Regions from separate parts of the Homo sapiens genome. Here all the other regions are linked to region 4. Evidence: read pairs that join two places in POLR2A ChIA-PET (ENCODE). Cell type or tissue: MCF 10A. All regions are shown on one strand. Links, peaks and the distances in the headings refer to the core of each region. The heading gives the core; the rest is flanking DNA. Region 1 overlaps TP63 (tumor protein p63). Region 2 has its middle 150 kb from the start of TPRG1-AS2. Region 3 has its middle 80 kb from the start of MIR944. Region 4 overlaps TP63 (tumor protein p63). Region 5 has its middle 110 kb from the start of MIR944. Region 6 has its middle 120 kb from the start of TPRG1-AS2.

Region 1 (4,000 bases), core at 1-4,000, 160 kb after region 4:
TGCTCTTTCTATAACTACTAGAGTTTTCAAGGAATTGTAAGAATAATGTTTAATAAAATCTACTCATTAGTTTATAATTGGAAATGTGCTTATTTATTACGTTTGATAAGTATCTTATGGCTATAAACAACCTCCCCTACTTAAGAAAGGCCTAAGTAAGTATTTGAATAACTGGGTTCTGATGTCTTTTCCTTTCCTAAGGAAAACTATATTTATTTTCAGTTAGATATTAGATATCCATCGTAGTCATCAGTACCCATTATTATACAAATATATATTTGCAGTGCTTACACTTTTTTAAAGTTTCTGGTTGCATTTCATGTTGACCCAGGTTCAAATAATGCTTTTATATACTGGAAGCTATAATTAAAGTTATGCTTAAAATTAAAAAACAAAAAAGACAAGCCTTTAAAATAGAAGTGCTAATAAGACCTTACATGAACTTTCCTAAATGTCGTGGCTGTAGGAATTAGCTGACTTTTATCTATAAAATGGGTAATTGGTGTATTAGTTAGGTTACTTTCTGCTGCATATAATACACACCACAATTAAAAGTGGCTTTAAAGAATATATTTTTCACATGACAAGGTGGCTGAAGTGTGACTCCAGAATTAATTAGTGTTGTGATTCAATATCATCATCAAGGATTCACTCTTCTTCCTGCTCAGCCATCCTCTGCATGTTAGGTTTTGCCTTCAGATATATCCCCTCATAGTTGCAAATATCAATAACATCAAATATTACATTCACTTCATCCTCAAACTACATATACTCTAATCTATTTGGGAATTTTACTCAAAACATACCAAACTAGGACCTGATCCTGACAAAAAGTAGCTTATCAGGTTTGAACACGAGATTATAATGTTGAAGTAGGGTTGAATTTGTGAATAGCAGAAGCTGATCAATATTTGTGATATTCCTCTATTCTCAGTGGCATGCTGACACATGTTTAACAACTGGATATCTGAGATAAAAATCCCTGAACCGTAGCATAAGTCAATTTCTACAGCATAAATACTCCCAACATGGCCAATTTTAAGCTACAAAAATTATGTCACTGAACACAGAGTGAAGAAAACCACGGGTGGTAGTACACTCTCATAAGGAGTCGTTTTACCATGCAAAGGCAGTAAGTGTAAAATAATGAGAACACAGGTAATAGTAAGATGTAGTAAAAGAATTAAGAAGTGATGAGTTTGGTTATTTATGCTTTCATTCTAATATTTTTACTTAGTTATAAGTCTATACAGTTTATTTTTTAATAATGGCTATATTTCACAATTGGTTTGTAAAATTCCTGAATATTTAATAACCAGATGGTATGAGCAGGTACAAGCTAGCTCCGATACAACACTGTCTCCCCACCAGCTAGATCTCTTCTGCTTTTAGTGAAATTATAGCTTTCTACCATCTACACACATAAAAGGCTATGGATTCTCTTAAACATTACATAAAAACAAATACTACTATTTCATTCATTATGAAAGTAGATGGAACTTTATTATGTTTAATATCCAAGCATACAATTCAGCAATAGTCAGAGAACACCAAAATATTTTATAAACTAAAGGAGAAATAAGAGGCACATACAATAAAGTCTTACTGTCACATTTTACTGAAATTTGATCTGGAGGAAAAAAAATAAAAACTGAAAAAATGACATCTTGAATCAACTAAGGCCAGAAGTCTTGAATTCTGAGTCACTGTTTTCTTTTTTAACTCAGGCTCTGGTTCCTGTGGGATTCAGATGTCTATGCAATGTGGCATGCTGCAATGCATGTTGCATCACAGAGCATTATCTTCCTCAGTTAGGAAATAGGATGGCAGTACCAAAGACCGACCATCTCTAGCTTTAAAGTTTGTCATTTTGAATGTTTTTGAAAAAATATTTCTATGTAATTTTGAGCATAGTACTGCCCTTCATATTTAAAATTTACAAAAGATTTTAGTAACGAGATAGGCATGCAATAAATTATGTCAGATTTATGTTAAATTTCTTTGCTGGGTATTGTGATATTCCTGTTGCTGTTCACATGTCCAAGTGCCTATTTTTACCAAAAAGCTCTTAAACCCTTTAAAGGCAGGGCTTGGGGGGATAGGAAAGATGACAAAAATATAGTTTAGGGGGAAGTCAGACCTAAGTTTTAAGTTCTAATCTGCAGCTTACTCTCTGTAGAGGTTTGGATAAGTAATGTACTTTTTCCCAGTCTCCATGTTTTTAGATATTTAAAATGTTTTGGAAGTTAATTACGCTAAAGCACTTAGTAGACACTCAAGAAATAATAGATATATATTTGTTTCTGTGTCCAAGGCACCTAACACTAAGCTTAACATATATTACAACATTATTATTTGCTAAATGCGTAAGTGAATTTAAGAATAAAAATGAAAGAATGAAATGGCTGGGTGCGGTGGCTCAGGTCAGGTGCAGTGGCTCATGCCTGCAATCCCAGCATTTTGGGAGTCTGAGGTGGGAGGATCACTTGAGGTCAGGAGTTCAACACCAGCCTGGCCAAGATGGTGAAATCCTGTCTCTACTAAAAATACAAAAATTAGCTGAAAATAGCGGCATGTGCCTGTAATCCCAGTTACTCAGGAGGCTGAGGCAGGAGGATCTCTTTAATCTAGGAGATGGATGTTGCAGTGAGCTGAGATTGTACTGCCGAACTCCAGCCTGGGTGACAGAGTGAGACACTGTCTCAAAAAAAAAAAAAAAAAAAAAAAAGAATGAATGAAATAAGCCACTTAAATTATGAATTAGGTGTTTTAGTTCATCTTGCCTGAAATTGTACTGAAATTATAGCAGCTCATCTTTGTGGACAGCAAAGGATAGCATAACCACTTTAAATGATTCTATAAGATGCTTTAAGATGATGTTTCTATAAATCTTTTCCTCTGGGTCTTAATTTCTTTCATTGATGAAAAAGAACTTAAATGGTAAGGACTCCATGGTTCTTGATAACTCTGAAGTCCTTCCAGAACCTATCTTATATTTTTAACTATAATCACTATTGTACAGAACTCAATGTCGTAAAAGTATTTTGATACTTACTGATATTTGTCAACAGTAGTCAGAGCACCATCTTCAAGGTCTCTACAGAATTAATACCCCAGCTACAAACATCAGTAAGACCGGAGGATCTTAACCACTTTGTGGGTAACTGATAATTTTAAAAATATGATCAAAACTCTAAAATGTTTATTTTGCAATAGTTAAATTTGCAAAAAAAAATTCAGAGCACTTATGAAAGCCACATAATAAGTTAAAATCACTTAATCTATTCAGACCACTTTATATACATAGAAACAAAAATAAGTCCCAGAAAGACTCTCTTAATCTTATATAAATAATTAGTGATCAAATTAGAATTCCAACAGTTTCCTTATCTTTGGTATGCTTCATAAACTGTAACATATATCCACAAATGTTTAAGAAACTAAAATAGAGGAAAGAACATGTTCTCTTCATCCCCATAAAAGACAAATTGAAAGTAGAGATGTGAAGTCATATATTTATTTATATTTTTTCTTTCAATGACTAAGATAAACAATCAGCCTATTTAAGGAATTGAAATACTGTACTATATATTTGAAACACAGAGCTAACCTAATAATTTGTTTTTTAAATAAATTCTACATATTATGAAGAACATAAACACTAGATGTTTATTCAGAAGATCTTCCACTCAAGTGTAGAAAGAAGCCTATTTGTTTAAAAATAAACTTTTATTCTGTGTGCAGATTAGAGGAATGTACACATACTTAACCATATAGCAAGTCTCAATAAATTAAAAAAAACTGAAATAATACCAACGATACTCTCAGATCACAGTGGAATAAAAGTAGAAATCAATACCAAGAAGATCTCTCAAAACTAGGCAATTTACATGGAAATTAAACAACTTGCTACTGAATGACTTCTGGGTAAACAACTAAATTAAGGCAGAAGTCAAAAGTTTTTTTGAAATAAATAAAAACAGAAACACTGCATACCAAA
Region 2 (5,132 bases), core at 707-4,706, 430 kb after region 4:
ATAATTGTGTTCACAGTTTAATGAACAAACAAATAAATATGCCAGTAACTGAAATTACAGTGAAACAAGAACTATGAAAAGATTGTACAAATTGCCAAAGGGTAAATGGATCGTGGAAGCCTGGGGAAGAGAGCAGTCAGAGATGGCTGAAAGGAGAAGAAAGTTATGAAGAAAAGGTGATAAATCAATAGCAGGGCAAGGAGAGAAAACGCATTCCGAATAAGGGATCACCATAAGCAGAAACATAGTGACTTAGAAGAGCATAGGGTGTTCAGGGAATGGCAGGTAATTTAGTACAGCTAAAGAAACATATGGTAGACAGACATGGAATGAGGCTCAGGAGGCAAAATGTCCAGGATTTGGAATTTTATCCTGAGGTTACAGAACCATGGAAGGTTTTATACATTGGGGTAATTTATTGGTACTGCATCACTAATCCAGCCCATGTTAGGGTCAGGATGACAATTAAAATGCTATTGCAACCTTTCACAGAAAAAAAATGATGTGGGCCAAATCTAAGGGCATAAAATTGAGATTAAAAAGACAATTTAAGGATATTGAAGAGGCAGAATCGATAGAAATTAGCAAACATTTGGAGGTGCAGAGGCTGATGAAGAAGAGAGTTGAGGCTCACTGAGAAATTTTTGGCAGAGGCAGCTTGATGAACAAAAAGTCTTGCTAAAGGATAACTTTAATTTGATCATCCTTGAAATTGCAGAATGATATAATTAAATTAAGGGATACCAAAGCATAAGAGAAGTGGAACTGAAGCTTCATAATGAAAGTTTTATCTACACTTCCTTTGTGAATTACGCTTTAACAAAATAAGAGCAACTCTGAATTTTCTAAACGTTGACTTTCCCCAAGTAACAGAATGACCACTGTCAACTCTGACAATCCTAGTTTGACTCGGAGCCTGATATGTCAATTTTCCTTGCCGTGAAGACTCAGATATGTAATTTCTTTCTAAACATTGTGAATAATTAATTCTGTCTGACTAATGACCCAAGATTGGGTAAACGAGAAGAAGAGGAACATTTACTATATAATAGATTAAGTGAGGTCAAGCAAATATGTTTAATGTGAACACCTGCTATTCCACACATAATGAGTTATTTTAGAAGTTTCAAGTTGAATGAGCATAAAAGCCCCTGCGGAAACAGAAATATCTCCACCCAAAACGGTCTCTCTTCTTGCTACACTCTGGGATCTTGCTCTGTTGCTGAAAATGAGCTAAACACAAATGTGACAGTGTACTGTTGGCATTATTCACGTACAGTACAGAACATTATTAAAATGTGATCTTTGCCCTTCCTTCTTTCTCTACATTTGTTCATACCCCAACCTATCTTCTGCTTCATCCACAATTTCAACCAAGCTCCAGAATTCAGCTGTATAGGCTTTGTTTGACTTGAAGGCACTGTTTTTCAGAAAGCTTCTTATACCTGGGCCACACTTTACCTGTGAGGAGTCTCAGCACAGATTGCTGGGTTACTGGGAAGGCCCAGGACTGAAGATCAAGGGATCTGAACTACCATTTTTCCATCTCCCCTCATCTCAAATTTTTATTTCTTAAATTGGAAACAGTCATTACTCAGCTGCTACATCATAGTAAAAACTAAATAGAATTATATTTTAAGATATATTTTGTAAGCTTAAAATGCTATACAAATGTGAGAGATTAAAATTGTCATCCAAGCTTTCTTAGCCAGTTTATATACTTTGTCTTAATTATATTAAAGTTAACTTCACTGTCTTCATTTGTATTATGGGGATAAAAATATTGCATTACCAGAGTGGTTAAAAGAACAAAATGAGTGTTGCACAAGTCTTGGATGTATTAAATGTTAAATAAAAGGTGGTACTCTCGGTAGAAGTACTGGTATTATCAATATTATTCTTATCGATCCATTGCAAAGCAATTGGTGTTTGATCCTAGCCTGTCTACAGGACACAAACGCCCTGGTTGCTGAAGACTCTGCAGAATAGATTGCGCAAAGGATATGATGCAATTGCACAATGTATGTGTAGTAGTACATTGCTCATTTAAATAATAAGTGCAGCCCAGGTCATGGCCTTTGCTTTGTACTAGTACAGCATTACCCTCTGCTAATACGTAAAGCTTTATGAGGCAGCAAGGCTAATCTTTCTTAGGCTCTTAGCCTCAATGAAATGAGGGCTCAGACAGTATCCTGTGTGCATTTTAAGCCATCACTGTCAGTGAACTTAAGCTGTTACTTCTGCCCCTTCCCCTGAAGATGGGGTTGCTACAGGCAAGTAAGTATCATTACCATTTCAGGTATGAGAAATGCTTAGCCTGCCTTTGATTTTAGATCCTAGAACCTGAGAACTGAACAAAACTCTAGAGGTCATTTGGCTCAACCCATTAACTGTCCAGAAGATGAAAGTAGGCCCAGAGAAAAAGTGACTTGCCAAAGGTTAAACAGCTTTTATCAATGCAGAAACCAGGCAAGATTTCCTGACTCCCATCTAGGGCTTGCTTGCTACTTTATTCTTCACTAGTTTAATTTGGTCTCCATTGGCCAAGACCACCTCATTGCTGGCTTTCTGAGGCCAAGCACCTGGGTGGTTTCTTATCTGAGTATTGGACTGCAGCCAGGCATGTGAATGGACAGGGATGGCTGACTCAGACTTTGGAACACTTCATGCCTAAGGGGTAAGGTACAGCCTTAAAGAAGGGTGTGGGCTCTGGGCGCTTCCCCATACCTCCAAAGTTGTGTCAGCATGACTGGCTGAGTAAGGGGGAAGGAGCATGGTCTCATCCTGCAGGGCTCCAGCTAATAGATTCTGGGACGTAGAGCAACTTTGATTACTTAGCCAACTTGGGATATGTTTAACACAGGTAAACAGAGCAGTGAACTAGCAGGGAGACAGTGCAGAAAGAGTGAAAAAGCTTTCTTATTATTCATGCATTTATTCATTTTTGCAAGAGGTATTTATTACACAAATATTCCAGTCTACACAACCAAGTAATATGACCCATATTCTCAAAAATTTTATGGTGAAACATGAGAGATGGCAACTAAAGAGCCAGGCTTTGGCCAGGCGTGGTGGCTCACACCTGTAATCCTAGCACTTTGGAAGGCTGAGGCGAGTGGATCACCTGAGGTCAGGAGTTCAAGACCAGCCTGGCCAACATGGTGAAACCCCGTCTCTACCCAAAATACAAAAATTAGCCAGGTGTGGCGGCGGGCGCCTGTAATCCCAGCTTTACGGGAGGCTGAGGCAGGAGAATTGCTTGAATTCAGGAGACAGAGGTTGCAGTGAGCCGAGATTGCGCCATTGCACTCCAGCCTGGGTGACAGAGGGAGACTCTGTCTCAAAAAATAATAATAAATAAATAAATAAGCCAGATTTTATGCAGTGAGATATGTGCCGTAACAGTGGTGAACACGAGGCATTGTAGAAACTCCAAAGAAGGCTGTATTGGGTGTGTTTGTATTGTGCATGTGTGTGGTGTTCAGGAAGGCTTTCCTGGAGGTGATGTCTGAGCTGAATCTTTAAAGATGCAGAAGGGATATAATGTCAGAGGTGTGAGAAAGCATGGTTGTTCTGGAAAATGGGTAATTCAATATGGCCAGAGAATGGAATCAAAAGTAAGGATTATTACAAGACGCTTGGCATGTCACTTTTAACTGGTAAAAATGGTCCACTTCACCTTGCTACTGAGCAAACAGAAACTTAGGGGGATTAAGCCATTCTCCCAAGACTACCAGAGATATCAAGCACCAAACCAGGATTAGCTCAGATCTTCATTTTTCAAATGCCTTTTATACTATAAACTCCGAAGAAAATATTTAAAATTATCTCCAAGGCTTCCTCAACTTAGAGAAGAAGGAGTAGTTTGGAACTGAAGTCCCATTTTCTTATGGAAACCATGGCATATATGTTGGTTCAGGATCCAAGTTTGTCCTGCACAAAGCAACTCAGCCCATAATGTACCTATAATACTTTACAAAAATAATTACAGTAACTGGCTGTCAAATATAACCAAGTTTGTATAAGAAAATGTGCTTCAATTTGGAATGCTTGAAAAATCTCACCCTCCCGAAGTGGGAGATAGACACTTGCAGATCCTGATTGACAGGGCCCAGGAAACCAGGGAGGATGAATATCCATGAAGAACATGACCATGGGATCCTGGGGACCTGAAAATTGTGGGGCCGAACATCTTTTCTAGGACAAATTCCCCAGGGACACCTTGCAGCCTGCAGTCTTTTGTCTTCTTATCATTTCTTTTCTTCAGAAAACCCTTCCATGATGCCACCCAAGATGTGGGACTATGTTTTTCTCCTCTCTGATGTCCCATAGATCCTTCCTGCCTGCCTGACACAAGCACCAAAAACTTTGGAAGTTCCATTAAAGACTAGAAACTATGAAAAGTTAAGGAATAAAAAGATATCTGGCCAGGTGTGGTGGCTCACGCCTGTAATCCCAACACTTTGGGAGGCAGATCACCTAAGGTCAGGAGTTTGAGACCAGCCTGGTCAACATGGTGAAACCCCATCTCTACTAAAAATACAAAAATTAGCTGGGCGTGGTGGTGGCGCCTGTAGTCCCAGTTACTCTCCTGAGTCTGAGGCAGGAGAATTGCTTGAACCCAGGAGGCGGAAAATGAAAAACAGAGTGAGGGAAAGTTGGCGTGCAGGTGCTTTTCTGTGTCTGAGTCCCTGAGGCCTCCTGTAACCACACTCCTGGGTGCTCAGGAGTAGAAAAGGGGATAGTGGAGAGAAAAACATAATTAAAAAACACATGGCAGTCCCTGCTATTACTGTCCTTTCACCAACGTTATCTTCCTGCTCTAACAATAACAACAAATATATATCTTCTGCTTTAGCAATTCCCCCAAAATGTTTAGCCACTTAAACATTTTAAAATACAATCATTAAATGTGAATCATGGATTACTTCAGTGTAAATACTGGAAGGAATCTCAGAGGTGATTAGTGAAACCTTTTTATTTTACACATAAGGTAACTGAGGTACACAGAGAGATCTGAGATTTTTTCGGGTTCACAAAGGGAGCGAGAGGCACGTGCAGAACCAGAATCTCTCACTTGCCTGACCCCAGACAGAGACACTCTGCTGCTCTGCGCTGCTATTGAAATTGAC
Region 3 (5,132 bases), core at 590-4,589, 85 kb before region 4:
TCTATTATTAAAAAAGCACCATATTGCTGCTTTAAAAGGAAAAATAAACTTACAAGTTGAGCTGCAAATGGACACCATTGTCATTATCATGATTAACAACAAATGACTACTGAATACCTAGAACATGTAGGCAGGGAGGTGAAACTTAAGGAAGACAAGACAAAAGAATTTATTTCTTTTTCAACTGAACTTCTAGCACATATTATTTCTTTTCCCTTATGGTTTAACCCTACCTACTTTGAACTTTTGAATTATTTCACTCATTCTGCTTTTCTCAAGCAGAATTGTCTAGGCATGAATGTTACCATTAAACCTAATTTTACACCAAAGGGTTCTCTTTGGTGTTGGTTTATGCACAACAAGACCAATGGAGATGGGCAAGAGAAAGAAGTCTAAGTTGACTACCAAGTTAATGGATTAGGTAGATGAGAAGTATACATTTATGCTAATTACTAAAGTAAATGTTGCTGGATGACATTTTAAACCCATAATCATTTTTTCCCAGTAATTTATCTATATGTTCCCATACTGCTTAATCAAAGTAGTGGTTGATCAGGAATTATTGCTTTAAAAAAGAGAAATTTTCAAAGTACAGTTACAAAATTACTTGCTAGTGTTTTTCTGGAGTTTGGTTATAAATATTTAAGGTTAGCTTAAATAATTTAGGCAGAAAAAATATATTTGAAAGATGAGAGTTGGCTTCCTCCAGACCATAAAAGCTTTCCTCACTTGGAAAGACAGAGTTATGATGCAGAGATGAGAAGATAGGTATTGGTAGATACTGGAGAGAAGAGTCTTGCTTCTTTTTTCAAGAACAGAGCCTTAAGAAAGTAGCAAGACTTTAATATGTCCATATTGCATGTAAGCCTAGGCAGGAAGAGCCCAAAACAGCACCAGAGAGATTCCCATGCTTCTAAGCCTGACATAGAGCTGCAGGCCTTGAATGGCCATGGCGATGAGAGAAAGAAGCCTTCCAGAAATGACACTAGTGGATTAATGACTAAGGAGCTGATGGGATTATGGAATCCTTAGTGTATGTCTGAGTGGACAGATGGCTGAGTGGACAGTTGGCTGAGTGGATCTGAGGCGCCCTACCAGAACTTAAAAAGGAAGAAAGCCTGAACTGACCTAGAAGCTTTTTATTTTTTACCACATTGGTGCAAAAAAAAAAAAAGAAATAGAAATTAAGTCAATATTTAATAAAAATAAAGAAAGGTAAATTTCTTGCACATTTACGTTTGTGGAGTGAGGTTCATATACGTTACAAAAGGAAAAAAAGAGTAGGTGTGCTGGGGGTGGAAAGCAGTGTGAACTCAGCATGAATGAACCATGATGAGTTTGAATTATCTATGGGAAAGTCAAGTGCTACATGCAGAGTTTCTAGAATACGAAGATTTGTAAGACATAATCACTATCTTTTAGAAGTTTACAGATGGCCTATAAGGATGTATTCTTTAAAAGATCAGTGATAATCCCAGAGATGATGTGCTAACTCTAACAACTGCAGAAGTAGTTCAGATGAGAGAATGATCATTGAGGTTTTCTAGTGAGGAAAGGCCCCACATAGAGATGAGACTTGAACTTGGCCTTGAGAGAAATATAACACTTAAGCAAATAAAATAAATCAGCAGTTATGTGGTAACAAAATTATGCATGGTATGTTTGAGGGACAGTGAAGCCTGGTTGTGTCAGGGCAGGTGGTTCTCTTATGTTAGAACATAGGTAAGGCACGTTGGAGTGCTCTACCTGGTTCAGGGAAGAGGAAGTATGGAATACTCAGCTACAGAGTTGAGCTTTAATTTGAAATCAAAAGGCAGCCATCAGAGGTGTGTGAATGGAGGGAGTTTCTGTGAAACAGGATATTTCAAAAAAATAAATTCCCTACAGTATGTAATTTTGCTTCTAGCAAATCAGGCACAGTTATATAAGATCATCCTAAAACAGTTATTCCAATGAGAGAGACTATTCCACTAAAAGGCAGAAAAATTAAAGTTACAGACTAAAGGTAAAGAATACCCGGATGGTGCATTTGTAACCTTATGTTTATATTAGAGATGGCTTATGTGGACTTGATTTGCAACTATTAGAGAAAATTACTCTTATTGTCTGAATGACAATACTGACACATGAATGAACCAGTAACCTATGTTTACTATTAGTTTGGTTTGCTCACTGAGCTTGAGGATTCTGTGAGCTCCAGGTCTGTTCCTCGAAAGTGGTTTGCACAGATGCTCCCATGCCCTGTGGCAGCATATAGTCAAAAGTGTACTCTTTACAAACATAACCAGGTTTGTTCCTCTCTACTCAGAATCCTCCAATAATTTTCTATCAGTCAGGTTAAATGAAATTTCCACTGTTTACCTTGGGTTACTTGACTCTATGTGATCTAGTCTGTTCTCTGCCACTGTCCCTGATTTTGTCTCCTAATACTCTTGGCCTGCCTCACAAAACTGCAGTCATACAGGGCTTCTTCCTATTTCTTTAACATTACAAATATATTCCCTCCCAGGGTCTTTGCTTTCATTGTTATCTTTTCCTGGAACTCTACTCCTAAGATATCTTATCCTTTCCACTTATTCAGGTGTCTGCTGTTCTACCCAGAGAGGAATTCCTGGACTTCATATCTAATCATTGATATCCTGAATTTCATCTCTAATCATAGCCTCCATCTTTCACTCTACCACTCATTCTGTGTTTTGTTTTTTGCCTTGCTTCAGTTTTTTTTATTGTGCTAATCAGTAACTGACATTGCATTAAATACTTATTTGTGTGCTTATTGTTTATGTCCCTTGCTAGAATATAAACTCTGTGAGGCCAGGGTCTTTAACTAAACCCTCTGTAATTCCTGTCCTCGAAGAGGCTCTGACACATAGAAGGTACTTGATAAATATTTGTTGTATAAATGAATAAATAAAGAACATTATTATTATTCTTATCATTGTTCATAACAAGTATTTACTGAGACTTCGTCATGTGCCATGACTGGGTTATTAAAGGTTGTACTTGCTTATTTCATTCCTTTCTCACAGGCACTGACCTACCTGCTGAATCATAGACAGGTGAAGCAACTTCAGCAAAGTCACTCAGCTAAAATATGGATGAGTCAAAATTTAAACCTGGAACTGTTGAACTCCAGTGATCTTGCAATGCCATATAGTATATGTAAAACCACCATGCTGTATCATAGAGTATATATGAAAGCATTAGTGCGATGTCTGTAAATTAGTAAATGAAGGTAACTCTCTTAAATATAGATCCCCTTGTTAATATTAATTTAAAAAATTGGGAAATGTAGCTGATAGGATGCTATTGGATTAAGGTTTAGATATTCTAAGATCACGTTTTTCTAGATAATTTTTTTTTCTTAAGTATGTTCCCTGGGCTTTGGTATGTTTCACTTCCAACAGCCAGCAATTGTGATGGTTCTTTTTCGATGACTGCCCCTGGGATTTTTGGAACACACAGGAAACTGAGAGTTCCTAAGAGTTTATATGTCCCTGGGAGAGCCCTTTACCAATGATCGGTAGGTACAGGATTATGACATCCCAAGTTTCCCAGCCTCAGGTTGAGACTATTTTGGGAAACTTGACATTTCATAGTTCAGTGTCAAGTTCAGGCTGAAGCTATTGTCTCCCACCTTGCTTGACACTGTATTCTTGCTTGTGTGGCTTCTTCCTCTCTCCTGTCCTGTTTCTGTCACTATTTTTTCATGGAGAACTTTGTTATTAAATAACTTGTACATTATGAATTTTTTTCTGGGTCCGATGGTAAGCAATCTAACCTTAATTAGTAAATCATCCAGTTCGTGTGATTGCCAATGAGAGTACTATGGCCACACCTTAATTTACTCTTCATGGGCATCCATGCCTTTCTTTCCATTCATGGTCTTTCCAGACTTGCAAATGTAAGATTCATACTCACTGGAGCCAAGTGTTAGGGGAGACTTACTGTAAAGAAATAGCATTTGTAGGAAAATCACCTTGGGTGTGTATAGATCCTGGTTCTTTGCATTGTGAAGCTCAAGCATAGATTTGCCCTAACTCACTTCCTCCCCACATTCCTGGCTGATAGACAAAGGCAGGGAGGAAGGAGGAGCTGAGTCACTGAAGCTTAATTCACTTTTCTGTTTCTTAGCCCCTAGAGCTTGGTTTAATTGAAGGTGGTTTCAGTAGGATTAACTTTGCTCCAAAAAGTGTGCTTTTGGCTATATTGGAGCAGCATGACTATTTAATGTCTTTGAAGAACGTAGGTATTTGCTAACTTTGATGGGACTACCTCTCTAAGTGGGCCCACAGAAGTCATCTTCCCCTGTATCTTCTCTGTATCTTTGTGTTGAAAATCTAGAAACAGCAGTGTATGGGTGCAGTGGCACAAGCTAATGGCATCAGATGACCAAGGTAGGCACTCTTTCTAGAGACCCCAGTGGAATTCCCAAACACTAAGAGGTTTAGAGAAAAACAAACTGGCCTCTGTATTTTATAGGACCTGAACAGTGAAGGCAGGTTGCACTCTTCACCTAATATTCTAGGGAACAAATTTCACTCTCAGGATCCTCCTAGTGTGCTCTTGCTTGGCTGAAGCTAAACTGGAGCATGCTTTGTGCAAGAAAATTAAAGAAACATGTAGGAGTGTTATTACCATGGCATGCCAGGAAGAGTATTGCACAGGGTGTGAAGAAGAGACATGAGAAGTCACTGGAGGTCAATCACTGACTTTGCGACCTTAGGAAAATAACTCAAATTATCTGAGTAACGGCATCCCCATCTGTAGAGAAAAGCAGTCACTATGAGTTCGCTGTGGTCAGCATTCTGCAACTTCATTCTTCTCTCGTAGTATCCAGTGTTTCTGTGGACAATGAATGGTCCCTGTATCAGCTAGCCACAAAACAGAAAACTAGGAAACTCACAATTTGCTGTTCACCCCAAGGCATTGGAGCCTTCCTGCTTCTCCCACATGTCTTCGTGTAAAACCTGCAAGTTACTCCAGGGGTAATTGAGCAATTGTCTAAATATTATGAGGGGTGGCTAGCCACACTAGCGAGTTTTAGATGTTTAGCTGAGTTGTAGAGTACCAAGAAAACAGAGTTTTTCTAAAATTCTGTAAACCTTTCTGGGGCAAAAATCCCCAAAGTA
Region 4 (4,000 bases), core at 1-4,000:
CAGTTTGCCCTTCTTGACTGTGAGCTCTTTGAGAAAGGGCTAACTTATCTATTAATATAATTACCCAATAGTGTCTAGCCTTAATAATAACTAGCACAATTTATCAAGGCCCTGCTCAGTGGCAGGAACTATATTATGGGCTTCATATATTGAACTTTCAAAAGCCTTCAATGGAGATTATTTTCACCTCACAGAAGAGAAAATTGAGTCTCAGAAGCATCAGGTCACTTGCCTAGTCAACCCAGCTAGTCAACTGTGGAGTTATATCTGTTTTTCTTCAATGTGTACCTTCCAGTGCTTAGAAAATGCATGTTGAAACTAAAGGTGCTGTTCAGTGAACTCTAACATTTGAGACCTCATAGTATGGGGCCTTCAACTAAGCCTCAACAAACGCATCTTGGGACATGTGTGCACATGCATACCATACAAAATTACAAGGCACCAGTTGGAGAGATCCTATGAGACTCATGCTATGCGTCCTCTTAGTTACACCAGTTTCGGTGGTTAGTAATTCTGAAGCTTATAAGGAGATAGAACTGAAAATATTTCAAGCCAAAATTATTAATACTGAATTTTCATGTTGTGGAGCTCTACACATATCCTGCAACTTACTGATAAACAATCCTTTCAGTTTTTTAATTGGGATATTTCACTCAACTCCTGACTTTGGAATAGTTCCTTCGTATTCTATTTTACGAATATTTCCCTCAAATAAAAACTGTATGTGTCTTGGAATGCCAGAAAGTTAAAAATAAAACAAAAAATATACACAGTATCCCTTCCTAGAGAGACTCATTGTTTACATCACGGTGTCCATAAAATCATTTTTCAAGTAGTATAAGCAAAAGGGAAGTTAAATTTCTGGATGTGGACTAATCAATGCCTTTTCCAAGAAGCTCATCAAATATAATCAACCTACCTTCATTTAAGAGACAAAATGCTTCTTTTGAATTTTCCAAGTCAGAGGATAACATTTGTCCTTGCCTTAGTCAATACTTACAGTGGGCTCAGTCAGTATGTAAAGATTTGGTTTTATGAACTAGAAAATTTTAATTACACTAATTTCCCCCATGGAAGCTCAAAAGATTCATTTAGCTAAAAAGAACCATAAAACTTTAAGTTTTAAATGTCCTTAATATTTTTCTCACCATTTCCTATTTTTTTCTTCCCTTTTCTGCCCTGTCCTCCATGTAGCTCACGTCCTTCTTCAGAGAAAGAAACAAGGAGCAAGAAGCAAGTGGGGGAGAGAGAGAAGGAGGGGGAAGGGTGGAGAGGCTGCAGGGAAGAGCAATCTTTCTTGTAAACTCTGAATACTGGGTACAAATTACAGCGCATACCCCTAACTTTCTTTCCAAATGATGTGTTGAGAAGTACATGACTACCATAAAATATTATTTTTTTTAAAGCACGTGGATTTAAGAAGATGCATTAGCACTACATAAGCAATGGCTGTTAAAAACAAAAGAGAAGGCTTCCACTATCTTTCCTAAAAGGCATTTCCTATTATGTGTAAATATATGATAAAGGGAAAGAATAGAGAAGACACAATTAAAAATCATGTTGTTTAATAGATACTGATATTATTTAAGCTTATTCTTTCTTATTGACGTCCATCCCCAATTCTGTTATTTTATTTTTAATCAAGTTTTGAGCAATACCTCTGGGTATTTTGAAGCAAATATCCATGTATTTCCCTTTTATTCTTTGCATAAATTCTCTACCAAGAACATTTAAAAACGTGGAAAGCATAATTTATTTTTGCCTGCTGCTGGATTAATCGGTAGACTCACGAATGATTGCAGATATTCCTAATACTTTTCTATCTACTTCATATTGATAACCATTTTTATATCACTTAGCTCAATATTGGCACTGCTCAAACTCCAACAGGGTGTATAGTTTAGCCACCACGCTGTGAATGTATATGCCTATTATATGAGGAAATAACATTTTAAGGTGATTCCTCCAAAACTTTATAAATCATTTTAAAAATTAGACATGTTTGAACAGGCACTAACACACAAACAGGTCTTGGCTGTATCTCATGCAGAATAAGGGTTTGTTGCAGATGTTCTCCTGCAAGCTACATCTTGCCTATTACAAGAACATTCATCTCCCAAACACACCATTTTACCTTCTTTGCCAGAAGCAAAACAAAACACACGCACAAATCAGAGAGCTTTTATTACTATTATTTTTAATTCTGAAATTCTTCCACTTATTCTATATCCTTACAGAGGAGAGGAACCAAACATCTGATTTCTAAAATGCTGCTGTCTGATGATAGCTCAGTTTGCTTTCCCCCTGAACAAGCTACTGATATTAGGGGAGTCTAACCCATGTCTTTTTTTTTTTTTTTTTAAACCTACAAAACCGATGCCTGGGCCAGCACTGACTCATAAAACTGGAGACATTAGCTCATGGCAATGATTCAGTCGTGAGAATTCTGACAAGGGCCTCTCCCTCCCTGGTGCTTTAAGAGGAAAATCGTCCTGAGTAAGTATGGCTTGTGATCTAGGCACAGATGTTACTGTGTCTGTGATCAAGTATTATAAGGAAAGGGGCAGTGCCGTGTGACAGCAGCCACCCTAAGGAGAAAATCACTGTCTTCACAGGAAAACAGTTTCACAGCAGCCCCGGCACAGCCTAATTGGAAAAGTCCAGGCTAGGCACGGTGGCTCACTCCTGTAATCCCAGCACTTTGGGAGGCTGAGGCAGGTGGATCACCTGAGGTCAGGAGTTCAAGACCAGCCTGGCCAACATGGTGAAACCCCAACTCTACTAAAAATACAAAAATTAGCCAGGCATGGTGGCAGGCACCTGTAGTCCTAGCTACTGGGGAGGCTGAGGCAGGAGAATGGCTCGAATCCGGAATGGCTCGAACCCAGGAGGCAGAGGTTGCAGTGAGCCAAGATTGTGCCACTGCACTCCAGCCTGGGTGACGGAGCGAGACTCTGTCTCAAAAAAAAAATAATAATAATAATAAAATAAATAAATAAAACAGTCCTACAAAAAGGCCCTGGGCTCCCACGGCCAGCCATTTCAATCAGCCTGGGAGAAAAATATGAATTTTATTCACTGGACTGCTTTGGTTTCTCCTCAAGGAGAGAGGAAAGGCAGGTTTCCTTTGAAAGGATCCTCTTGAAACGATCAAGGTTTGGGGGGCTATTAGGCTTTTGGCATTTATTGCTAGGTGTGAGAGAGAGAGCATGAAAGGAAGTCTTGAGATTAGGCTGGATAAGAGTTATCTCACTGAACCAGCACCTTCATCTTGGACACCAGGTGAGAGGATACAAATGTTCATTTGGCAAGACAGAAAGCTGAAAGGTATACCTGCTGCCTCTATCCGAAGTCTATCATGCGGTTTGCATGATAGACTTCCTAGTTTACAAATCACTTTCACCCCATCATCTCATTTAATCCTCACAATAACCCTTCAGGATAGGTAGCATCATCCTCATTTTGAAGACAAGAAAACTGAGGCACTAGGGAGGAAGTGATTCGTCAAGGTCCCAGCTAGAGAATGGCAGCCAAGCCTTTAGGACAGACCTGCTCTAGTAAAATAGCTAATCATTTTGGCTCCTTTTCTGGCTCTCCATTCCTCCTCCCTACCTTTCTATCTAGCCCTTTGGAGTAGTGACTTCAGCAACTGACTCTTGCCCTATCTCACCTCTGTCCTTCCCCTGGTGAGTGAGCCACATCACCGACTGAGTGCTCAGCTCCACAGTGTGCGTCTGCATGCCGTGGCATTCTCCAAACTGCTCTCCTTTACTGCAGGCCCCTCCAACCAACCGCCATCTGCTGTCAGGTTAATCTACTTTATATACCGATCTGAAGAGGTGCTGAAAAAGTATGCAATGTCAGCACACTGCCCATGCGATAGAGTTAAAAAGCCTTACCCTACATAGGCTGGCCCATCCTACCTTTTAGCTTCACCCTATGTAGTTTCCTACATAGAACCACAGCTTCAGAGAGAAAAGAAGAGTCACTGTCCTGGGGA
Region 5 (5,132 bases), core at 626-4,625, 110 kb before region 4:
CATCAATAATAGTAATTATGATCATCCCATCATCACCATCACCATTTACTCAACAGAGTTTTGTTCAGACAACAATGTTTGGATATTTCTGCAAATTATATACCTAAGTTGTTCTCTGCCTTTTGCTGCCAATCCACAATATGATACAAGACAAGGAATGCTCCAGCCAATGTCCTGGATAGAACATTTGCCCTGAGAGCTTCTTCGTTTCTACCTTAGACTGGGTTACACACTAAGAAGTATATAGAAGGGTCCTCTCTCTCCCAGAGAGAGCCCAGAGCTCAGAGCCCAGGAGTAAGTGAATGCCACTAGCCCTTGCCTTTTTCTTCCACAGCCTACCTGGTCTCTTTGAACCCACAGAAACAAAATTCTCTCCTAAATAGCGGGCAATTTATGGTAAGAAAATCTCAAGAAACCACAGGCCAGCAAGGCAAAAATGAAAACCCAGATATCCTTTATTCTTGTTCTTCTCCAACTAGCTTTCCCAGTCTGGAGAGGTATGCCCTAAAGGTGGAGCCATTCCTTTGACTCAGGGTGGACATTTTTTCATCTCCTCCAATCTTTGCCTGTTTTAGGTAGAGTTCTCTTGTTGTGATGTCTGGGCATCAGAGGAGAGGGTATGAGGCCCACAGAACAGGTGTGTTCAAATCATTAAATGGGAGATAATTTGAACGCAGAAAACTACCTCTTTTTTTTTTTTTTTTTTTTTTTTTTGAGACAGAGTCTTACTCTGTTGCACAGGCTGGAGTGCAGAGGTGTGATCTTAGCTCACTGCAACTTCCGCCTCCCGGGTTCAAGCAATTCTCTTGTCTCCACCTCCCAAGTAGCTGGAATTACAGGCATACACCACCATGCCCAGCTAATTTTTGTATTTTTAGTAGAGACAGGGTTTCATGATATTGGCCAGGCTGGTCTTGAACTCCTGACCTCAGGTGATCCACCTGCCTTGGCCTCCCAAAATGCTGGGATTACAGGTGTGAGCCACCACGCCGGGCCAACTACCTTTTATACTACAGCTAACTACTAGTGTAGGATGGTTGATGTGATGATTCCCTTGTTGCCTAGTTTTGTGGATTTAAATGATAGAAGAGCTGCTCATCTTACAGTCATTTAAGCTACCTCATCCCTTTCCTTTCTTAGACCTTGGCAACCTGAAAATATGGGCATAAAAAAAAGGATGGGGATCAGGTAAATAATTAATTCCTGCGGCTGGGCACAGTGGCTCATGCCTGTAATCCTAGCACTTTGGGAGGCTGAGGTGGGTGGATCACCTGAGGTTGGGAGTTCGAGACCAACCTGACAAACATGGAGAAACCCCGTCTCTACTAAAAATAAAAAATTAGCCGGAGGTGGTGGTGCATGCCTATAATCCCAGCTACTTGGAGGCTGAGGCAGGAGAATCACTTGAACCTGGGAGACAGAAGTTGTGGTGAGCCGAGATTGTGCCATTGCACTCCAGCCTGGGCAACAAGAGCGAAACTCCATCTCAAAAAAAAAATATATATTAATTTGTAAGACAGTCCCTTGATACATAGAAATCCTGGCAGTAGCTCTGAAGTTAAAGGGTGTATTTTGGTGTCTTTGTCTACTGCATGTAGACTAACTTCTTATCACATTAATTCTTGGTATTTAAGGTTTAACCTTCAACTTAGGGCATTGAGCTTCTATTGACATTGCCTTCAAATTTCCTGCCCTTCTGTAGGGGCAAAAATTAAGGACTAAGAGAAATTTTAAGATCTACTCAAGATCACACATGAAGTCATCAGAACTCCTGATTCTCTCTCCATTCCTGAACTACTCTTCCAGCCGTCTTGCTATCTCAGATCCTCCTCCATAAATAAACATTTTAATTGTCACTTTTTTACTATATTAGGAACTATGTTATCTAATAAAAATAGAAAAGAGAAACACAAAAATATTAATACTAGTTATATCTAGATGATGGCATTAAATGTCAATTTTTTTGTTTTTCTTCCCATATTTTCCAATCTTTAACACTGAACCATTTATTAATTTTATCCTAGATATATGTATGTGTGTGTGTGTGTCTGTGTGTGTGTATACACAATTTATTTCATAAGGCTGCATACAGTGGTATACAAAAGTCCTTTAAATAGTCAAAAGACATAACCCATCTGAGTATTATTGCTACTCAGTTATTATTCAATCTCTTGACCACTCTGCAAACTGTTAGGCTTTCTCTCAAGCTTTTTCTGGAGAGCAACCCTAAACAAAGGTGTTAGGTTCAAGGATACTCAGAGATGCAGTCTGCCCTCTTCTAGCCATTTAAAGACAAAGTCACCTCAGCCCGTGCTTTCCTGTCACCAATGCGAAATGTAGCCAGTAGCACAGTCGTAGAATCACATCACACTCAATTTCGTGCTCTTGAGGTCAAGGCCCAGCAGAATGAAAGGAACTGGCAGGTGAGAGAACCTTGGGTGGAGAATAGAGCACTGAGTCATTAAATTCTCACCAGATGTTAACTGGAAGGCTTCGGCCCACCCAGTAGCCTTAGGCAAAGTCTCTTGGCCATTGTTTTCCCATCTGTAGGCTCTAATGCTGACCAACCATCCCCTCTGGCACCTTATAAGGGAAAGCTAATTAGAAAACTCATCTTGCAAGAATGCTGCAGAGAGACCTTTCACACATGGAGTGGAACCACAGTGCCTTGAGGTACTGTGACTCAGTGGTGTATCTGACTTCCAACACCCAGGCCTGATCATTCTCCAGCCAAAAGGAGGGTGACCTATCCAGCAAAAGCCAGGCAAATTCCCACGGGGCCAGTCACAAGGATAGGGCACGGGAGTGGCAGGTCCTCACAGTGCCCTAGAAAGCACTAATTACACCCATAGTCTCAGGAAGAGAAGGGAAGAGGTCAGCCAACTCATTTGCTCATTTGTTTATTTTATTAGTACCTATCGTCTGCCCCTAAATATATTATTCCCTCCTCATGTACCAAGGATTGCATTATTTGCATGGGGAAAACAAAGATGAATCAGATAGCTCTGGCCCTCAGGTCTACTTAGAGGGAAAGATAAACCTTAAAATATTAAACACCTTGTAATCACTGCGAATGAAGGCATATACATGGAATGGAATAACATGGAATGACAAAGTCAGGTGTAGCTTAACTTGAGAGGGAAAGTGAAGGTTTACATGAGAATTAAATTAATTGTTAAGTGTAGAAAAATGAATAGGAGTTTGCCAGGCAGTGAAAAGCATGACAGCTAAGGGGATACATGTATATAAGTAAGTAAATAGGAACAGAAAAGATAGAATAAACAATCCAAGTGTTTAAAGTTCATTTCGTGCTCTAAACATTCCATAGATCTCAGCCATGTCATTCTCTAAAATTGTAATAAAAATTTTACCTCTGTTCACAGTAAAATTCTTATTTCCCAAGTAGTAGAGCACATTACAAGAGAGAGAACGGGAAAAAAGAGTTGAATAATCTAAGGCCTCCTTAACAAAACAAAACAACAAAACAAAACAAAACAACAAAACAAACAAAAAACAAACAAACCAAAAAGGTGCCGTGTCTTTTCTCCCAAGGTTCCAGGATGCTTTATCTTAGAAACAGTCAGAGGCCCTGCCCAAGCTGGCTCTGGGTTGTTCTTCTACTCCATCTGCCAACTTAATTATTTGATACACTTTTTCACTAGGATGGCTGGGAACCACCCAATAGCCATCTGTGTGTATGTGTGTCTTTTAAGGTTGCTATCCCTCATGTTTTATCTTCTGTTTTTATTTTTCTTATTTCCCAACTTCCCCTAGCCTTGGGTGTGTTCCTGTTTGGCCTCTGTGGGAGACACTCACGTGTCTCTCACTACCTTGTCAGTCTTGCTTTTTCCCCAATAATTTTCACCATTTCTCTCACCTCCTGAGACGAACCACTACAAGCAAAGCTGTGATATCTTTGCTCATTCCCTTTGCTTTGCTCTTATTTCTTCAGCTTAACATGACAAGGAAATAAAGTGCAGCCACAACGGCTGAGATGAAAAGGAGTTACATATTTTGGAGACAAGAGTGCCCTTCTTTTCCCTGGAGGCAAATGTGAGCACAGTGGTAGAGTCATCATCTTAACACATTGTTCTGTGCCCGGATCTTGTGTCATGTATAATGCAATAGATAGATTGTGCGGGCCTTGAAGTCAAACTCCTAAATGATTATGTAATATCATTCCACAGAGAAAGTAGAATCTCCTCAGGAGACTTATAAATATCAAGGTAGACATAGAAAGACCAGCAATGCCTTTGCAGAACATTCTTCTCTAGTATTTTGGTGCCTTTCTTCAGGAGCACAGATTTTGATGCATAGTCCATGGGCACAAACTTCAGCTTCTGTCCTGAGACTAGAAACGATCCACATGCACACTATTTTACTATTTTAAATTAACATAAATATGCCTTTGCCTGCAATTCCTTTCTTTTATTCTCAATGACACTACTGAGACATGAAGCCAGCTGGGCTTCTGGGTGGGGTGGGGACTTGGAGAACTTTTCTGTCTAGCTAAAGGTTTGTAAATGTACCAATCAGGGCTCTGTGTCTAGCTAATTGGGTAGGGGACTTGGAGAACATTTCTGTCTACCTAAAGGATTGTAAATGCACCAATCAGCGCTCTGTGTCTAGCTAAAGGTTTGTAAATGCACCAATCAGCACTCTGTCAAAATGGACCAATCAGCACTCTGTAAAATGGACCAATCAGCAGGATGTGGGTGGGGCCAAATAAGGGAATAAAAGCTGGCCACCAGAGCCAGCAGTGGCAACCCACTGGGGTCCCATTCTGCGCTGTGGAAGCTGTGTTCTTTCGCTCTTCACAGTAAATCTTGCTGCTGGTTTCTCTTTGGGTCTGCACTACCTTTATGAGCTGTAACATTCAATGTGAAGGTCTGCGGTGTCACTCGTGAAGTCAGCAAGACCATGAACCCACTGGGAGCAATGAACAACTCCGGCTGGACCACCTTTAAGAGCTGTAACACTCACTGTGAAGGTCTGTGGCTTCACTCCTGATGTCAGCAAGACCATGAACCCACCAGAACGGAGAAACTCTGGACACATCTGAACATCTGAAGGAACAAACTCCGGACACACCATCTTTAAGACCTGTATCACTCACCGCGAGGGTCCACAGC
Region 6 (5,132 bases), core at 579-4,578, 470 kb after region 4:
GAATTGTTACACCCCACTTAAGGGATGAAAAAACTGAGGCCATGTGAGACTAGGGAGCTGGTCTGGATCTTACAGGTGGAAAGCGCAGAAACAGAACTCTGAGTTCTAGTACGTTGCATTTTGGGTTACAGCACAATGACAGACCACAGCTACCAGGTCGGGGATCACAGAGATGTGTCATCAAGCCTCAGTCCATGTCACAGGACAGAAGGCTACGGGAGAATTTTCAGCATGCTCTGGGAAAGATGAAAAGGGGCGGAGACAGTTCCTCAGGTCATAGCAGTAGTCTAATACTCATGTGGTCTCCTCTTACCCCTGAGTCCTAGGTGGATTGGAACAGGTAGTGGGGCCCTAGTCATTCTTCCAAATGAGGGAGGAGGGGAGAACAAAACACAGAAGACAGCAGTTCATCCTGGTGTCTGCAATTATTTTTTCTTCTCTGGCTCCTTTTTTTCCTGTTTGTAAATGGACCAGGGAATCACTAAGCACTGACTTCTGCTCATTCCACTGGCCCTGGGCAGTCAGCTTTAAAGGAGTCAGGGCTCTCCACTTCCCCTTTATTACAGCCTCCTCAGTTACAGGGGCCATCGCTGCCTTCCCTACTCATTCCCCACCACCAAGTGCCACACCATCCTTCTAGTTGTCTACGTGAAATGAGTTCTCATCATGTTGTTCTGTCAAAGTAGAACTCATGGTCTCATAAGTACACACCACTTTTTTCTCATGGTCTAATGAGTCCACATCACTTTTTTTTTCTTTTTTGAGACAGGATCTTACTCTGTTGTCCAGGCTGGAGTGCAGTGGCGCGATCACTGCTCACTGTAACCTCAACTTCCCTGGGTCAGGTGATTCTTCCACCTCAGCCTCCCAGGTAGCTGGGACTACAGGCGCATGCCACCATGGCAGGCTAATTTTTTTGTATTTTTTGTGGACACAGGGTTTAGCCATGTTACATAGGCTGGTCTTGAACTCTTGGGCTCAAGTGATCCACCTGCCTCAGCCCCCCAAAATGTTGGGATTACATCCATGTCACACTTTAAAATACATTTCAAAAATACAATATAAATAACTATGTTAAATTTAACACTTAATGGACATTGATTTTTTCTATAATGACAAAAGTCCTCTTTTTATAAGCAAGTTTTACAAATGCTGGGACTTCATATTCTTAATAATAAAACAAACAAAACATTTTTAAATAGCCAAAAGAGAAAGGAAGTATTTATAGTAACACAGTTCTTGAATTATTCAAATGCTAGTTGAACTGAAAAGTTTGCATTGATTTTCAATAGAAAGCAAAATTATTTTGCAGTTATTCCACTGGTGCCTTAAAATGTCAAAGATCCATTCTTTTACTTTTTTTCATATGTCCATATTTATTGGCCATCAAAACTCCATATGTCATGTGTTCATACACACGCACACACACACCCCCTTGGACATGCATGCTATCATAAAATGCCAAGATATAAATGCACAAGAACTAATCAAAAGCTAAAAATGCAGGAGCTGATTATCAACTCTCTTTTCTATTTATATAACCTTGGGCTTTTAACTTTTAACACATCTGGTCCTTGGTTTCCATGCCAACACAATGGATACAATACTCTCAACCCTGCTTCCTTTACTACATCACAGAATTTTTGTGAAGATGAAAAGGCATCATTTATATTGAATAGCTTTGAAAACTATATAGCATTTTACATCAGGCATTTTTATTATGGTTATAGTTATTTCCTTTTTTGATATTTTCCTGCTTCTTATAATGTGAACCTGCCATCGTACTGGAGATGTTGCTCTCTTTAACTGTTTTGATGACCAAGAAATCGATGACCATTTAACTTCAATGAATACAAAAATCTTTTTGTTATTATTATTTATTTTCTCAGTTTCTTGTAATTTGTTACTCTTGTGTCATTGTTTCAACAATTAAGCGTGCCAAGCAATAATCTTATTAAGAAGATTCAGTTATAATTGTGTATTAATTTATTAATGATTTAAAAAGTCCATTTTTCTTTTTATTCATCTTTCATTATGCTGTGAATTTTTGTTTTTCACTGAAAATATTATATTCAATATTTTAATCTGAATTTTTGTTCCTGCTATCCCATGCTGCAGCTTCCAGCACCTGATAGTAAACATAACACAGATATATATATATATATATATATATATATATATATATATATATATATATATATATGGAGAGAGAAAGAGAGAGAGAGTAAAGGAAGCAGGAACTACTAGGGGCCATCTTAGATGTCAGCCTGACACTCATCTTAACCCACTAAATTAGCAATCAGACATATACACATACAAAAGGTGAAATAATACCCAATGCCAAAAAAAATTAAAATTGTTTACTTATACAGCGTTAGCAACTGAGGAAGTCATTTCATCTCTCCGAGCCTCAGTTTCTTCTTAAAATGATAAGATTTATCTTATCATAACATATATAAAATATCATTTATCTTACTAAAATAGCTACTTTATATGCCTTACAGGTTACTGTGGGGAGTGATTATGACAATAACTATGAGTGCAACTGATAAACTGTAAAAAATGAGAGAATTTGTTGCGTGAATTTGTTGGCCCTGGTGGTATTGGCAGATAGACCTAAGCCGGGACTGGGGCTGGCATTCACAAGTCCATGAATCATCCTTCAAACCCTCAGCCATAAAGCAAAAGACAAGCCCGAGCTACTCTTTGATTTGTTGTGGTTTTGTGCTCTTTAAAGCCACACCCACCACATAAAGAAAGCAACAACTTACGAGAAATTTATTTAAAATGCTTGTTCTATTGAGTATAGCAACCTTAGGTCCAACCCTTTGATGATTGGCCCAGGTTGATTTTGTTAACAGCTTGCCTTGGGTTTGCAAAATTGCCCTTACGTGACCCCAGTGAGTCTTGATTCAGCCTCAAACTTTAATGAAGACAGAAACCTTACACATTAGGGCAGAGAGCCCTGTCCTTACCACCTCCAATCAGCACAGCTTGGGCTTCCAAAACTACACAAAAGATGTTAGTGTTTCATCAGTTTAACAAGCAGGCAGAGGCACCCAGATTTCACCCTGGATTCATTACCATAACCCAGCTTAAGAGCACAGAGACCACAAAGCTAATGCTGTGTGTGCTGCAGCAGGTAGTGCAGTAATCCTCAGCTCCTGGATCACTGTAGGGCCAGGGAAATGTTAAAAAGCACAAGGCCTCGGGTAGCTCTAGGGGAGCTGCTGGAATGTTGTTTATCTTCAGAGGGCAACAACTGGTCCAGTATTTCACAACAGGAAGGTCTGTCCTGGAGCTCAGACATTGAAGGCTTAGAGAAGCAAGGCCTGAAATAACCCCCCTTCCCCTCTGACTTCTATCTCCCCACCCTGCTGAACCCCCTCTCCTCCCAACACTTCAGATTTAAAAAAATAAAAGGCACAGCCAGGGCTACAACCTTGAAATAGATGTAGCTTTCTGGGTAGCTTGTAGTTAACTTAATACTGTAGCTGAGATGGGAGACCGCCTGATGCAACAGGACTTTAGGTGACAGGGAAGCCAGAAACGAAGGCCTTCTTTTATTGTCTTAACCCCTTGCTTCATAAAAATTACCCATTCTTATTCATCTGTGTTTTTAGTTTCAAAATTTTCTCTCTGAGCTCTTGTATGAAAGAAGGAACTGACTATGATTTAAATTCTAAAATAATAGGCAATGCCTAGTAACTTTAATTTAGCTCCATGTGATTTGAGGGAGTTAATTCAACAAAGTCCTAATAAATATTCCTATGATCGTGCACAATCAATTTATCTCTCCAAGACTCTGTGCAAACAGTCAGAGAAATGACAATAGCCTATATTTGGGCCCATAAACTGAGGCAGTTCTGTGAGCTCTGGGGATCCTCTCAATCTCCTTGGCAGAGAACGCTGGGAAAAATCTCAATGGTTGTATTCCTTAATGTGGTGGAATAAAATTGTTGCTGAGAAAGAAGTATTTATATACCAGACTATGGGGATGTTTCTGGGCTTTTGGGAGGTTATAATAGGGAAACAGGCGGGGCTCATGCCTATAATCCCAGCACTTTGGAAGGCAGAAGTGGGAGGATTGCTTAAGACCAGCCTGGACAACACAGGAAGACCTCATCTCTACAAAAAATAAAAAATTAGCCAGGTGTGGTACCACACACCCATAGTCCCAGCTACTCAGGAGGCTGAGGTGGAAGGGTCACTTGAGTCCAGGAGGTTGAGGCTGCAGTGAGCTATGATTCTGCCACTGCCCTCCAGCATGGGTCACAGAGTGAGATCCTGTCTCGAAAAAAAGAAATAGGTAAACATTGGTCTGTAACATTTATGATCAGTTCTTGCCACCTCAGCTGCTTTTGTACAACCGGCCTTAAGCTGGCTCTTCTTTCCTATAAAGAAGGGAGAAGGAAGAAAGCTGGATCCAATAAAAAATTTCTTTTTTCAGGACATGTCAGGATGAGGAAGCACTTTACCTGAAGACAGATAATGATTCTTCAAGAAAAATGTAACTACTTCATTCCAGACTCTGTCTTGGAAATATTTAACCCCTAGTGAGCACTCTAGCAGGTCATAGTACACCTACTTCTGCACAAACTGACAAATGAGGTTATTCACTTACTCAGCAGGCAACTACCACGCCCTGTATTCATAAGAGATGAACAATACTCGGTTTGCACTCAGAAAGGCACAGAAAGAATAAATATGTAAAAAGTCAACTCTAATATCTGGCAAAATAAACTGTGGCTACAAGTAACTGGTGATAGTGATAGAATGCAGAGAAAAAAAAAAAAACAATTCTGACGGTAGGTTTCAAGAAGAATTTCATGAAATAAACACCATTTGACCTCCACTTTAATGGGCAAGTAGAATTTGATAAGGAGACTACAGATGTGAACACATTTCAGCTAGAGTTGACGCAGCAAAAGCAGAAAAGTGTGAAAGAACTTGTGATACATGCGGAAAACAATGAGTAATTATTTGAGACTATCCTGGATTGCTGGCCACACCCTTACCAAAGCCTCTAGAAAGACTTCTACTTTCAAACTGCCCAGCACACCTATGAAATTCCAACATTCTTTTCAGGAGCTGCAGAGTGGGGAGGTTAAAAACATGGGTCCTTGGGTCCA

The links. ChIA-PET counts read pairs that join two places held together with the same protein. Peaks named below come from ENCODE experiments on the same cell type or tissue, not always from the same donor. Only the 100,000 strongest peaks of a DNase experiment are listed, where the experiment ranks them.
Region 1: POLR2A ChIA-PET joins it to region 4 with 11 read pairs; 2 of 35 experiments call an interaction of 5 or more read pairs at or near these places.
Region 2: POLR2A ChIA-PET joins it to region 4 with 11 read pairs; 2 of 35 experiments call an interaction of 5 or more read pairs at or near these places.
Region 3: POLR2A ChIA-PET joins it to region 4 with 15 read pairs; 2 of 35 experiments call an interaction of 5 or more read pairs at or near these places.
Region 5: POLR2A ChIA-PET joins it to region 4 with 34 read pairs; 2 of 35 experiments call an interaction of 5 or more read pairs at or near these places.
Region 6: POLR2A ChIA-PET joins it to region 4 with 10 read pairs; 2 of 35 experiments call an interaction of 5 or more read pairs at or near these places.

What each region holds. Positions count from the first base shown.
Region 1 is chr3:189,662,250-189,666,249 of GRCh38, reverse strand. The region is part of intron 1 of TP63 (tumor protein p63); the gene reads right to left. Among named protein-coding and RNA genes, the nearest start is that of TP63, 33 kb to the right of the region's middle. In MCF 10A, for the core only: no CTCF peak of the experiment used is centred there; a DNase peak (open chromatin) is centred at 1,749.
Region 2 is chr3:189,390,722-189,395,853 of GRCh38, reverse strand. No RefSeq gene overlaps it. Among named protein-coding and RNA genes, the nearest start is that of TPRG1-AS2, 150 kb to the right of the region's middle. RefSeq lists an enhancer at 1,037-1,246. In MCF 10A, for the core only: no CTCF peak of the experiment used is centred there; DNase peaks (open chromatin) are centred at 2,033 and 2,673.
Region 3 is chr3:189,907,745-189,912,876 of GRCh38, reverse strand. No RefSeq gene overlaps it. Among named protein-coding and RNA genes, the nearest start is that of MIR944, 80 kb to the right of the region's middle. In MCF 10A, for the core only: no CTCF peak of the experiment used is centred there; DNase peaks (open chromatin) are centred at 3,066, 3,566 and 4,056.
Region 4 is chr3:189,823,196-189,827,195 of GRCh38, reverse strand. The region is part of intron 4 of TP63 (tumor protein p63); the gene reads right to left. Among named protein-coding and RNA genes, the nearest start is that of MIR944, 4.7 kb to the left of the region's middle. In MCF 10A, for the core only: no CTCF peak of the experiment used is centred there; DNase peaks (open chromatin) are centred at 2,085 and 2,435.
Region 5 is chr3:189,935,338-189,940,469 of GRCh38, reverse strand. No RefSeq gene overlaps it. Among named protein-coding and RNA genes, the nearest start is that of MIR944, 110 kb to the right of the region's middle. RefSeq lists enhancers at 2,021-3,220, 4,509-5,132. In MCF 10A, for the core only: no CTCF peak of the experiment used is centred there; DNase peaks (open chromatin) are centred at 2,749 and 4,069.
Region 6 is chr3:189,353,645-189,358,776 of GRCh38, reverse strand. No RefSeq gene overlaps it. Among named protein-coding and RNA genes, the nearest start is that of TPRG1-AS2, 120 kb to the right of the region's middle. In MCF 10A, for the core only: no CTCF peak of the experiment used is centred there; DNase peaks (open chromatin) are centred at 2,686 and 3,236.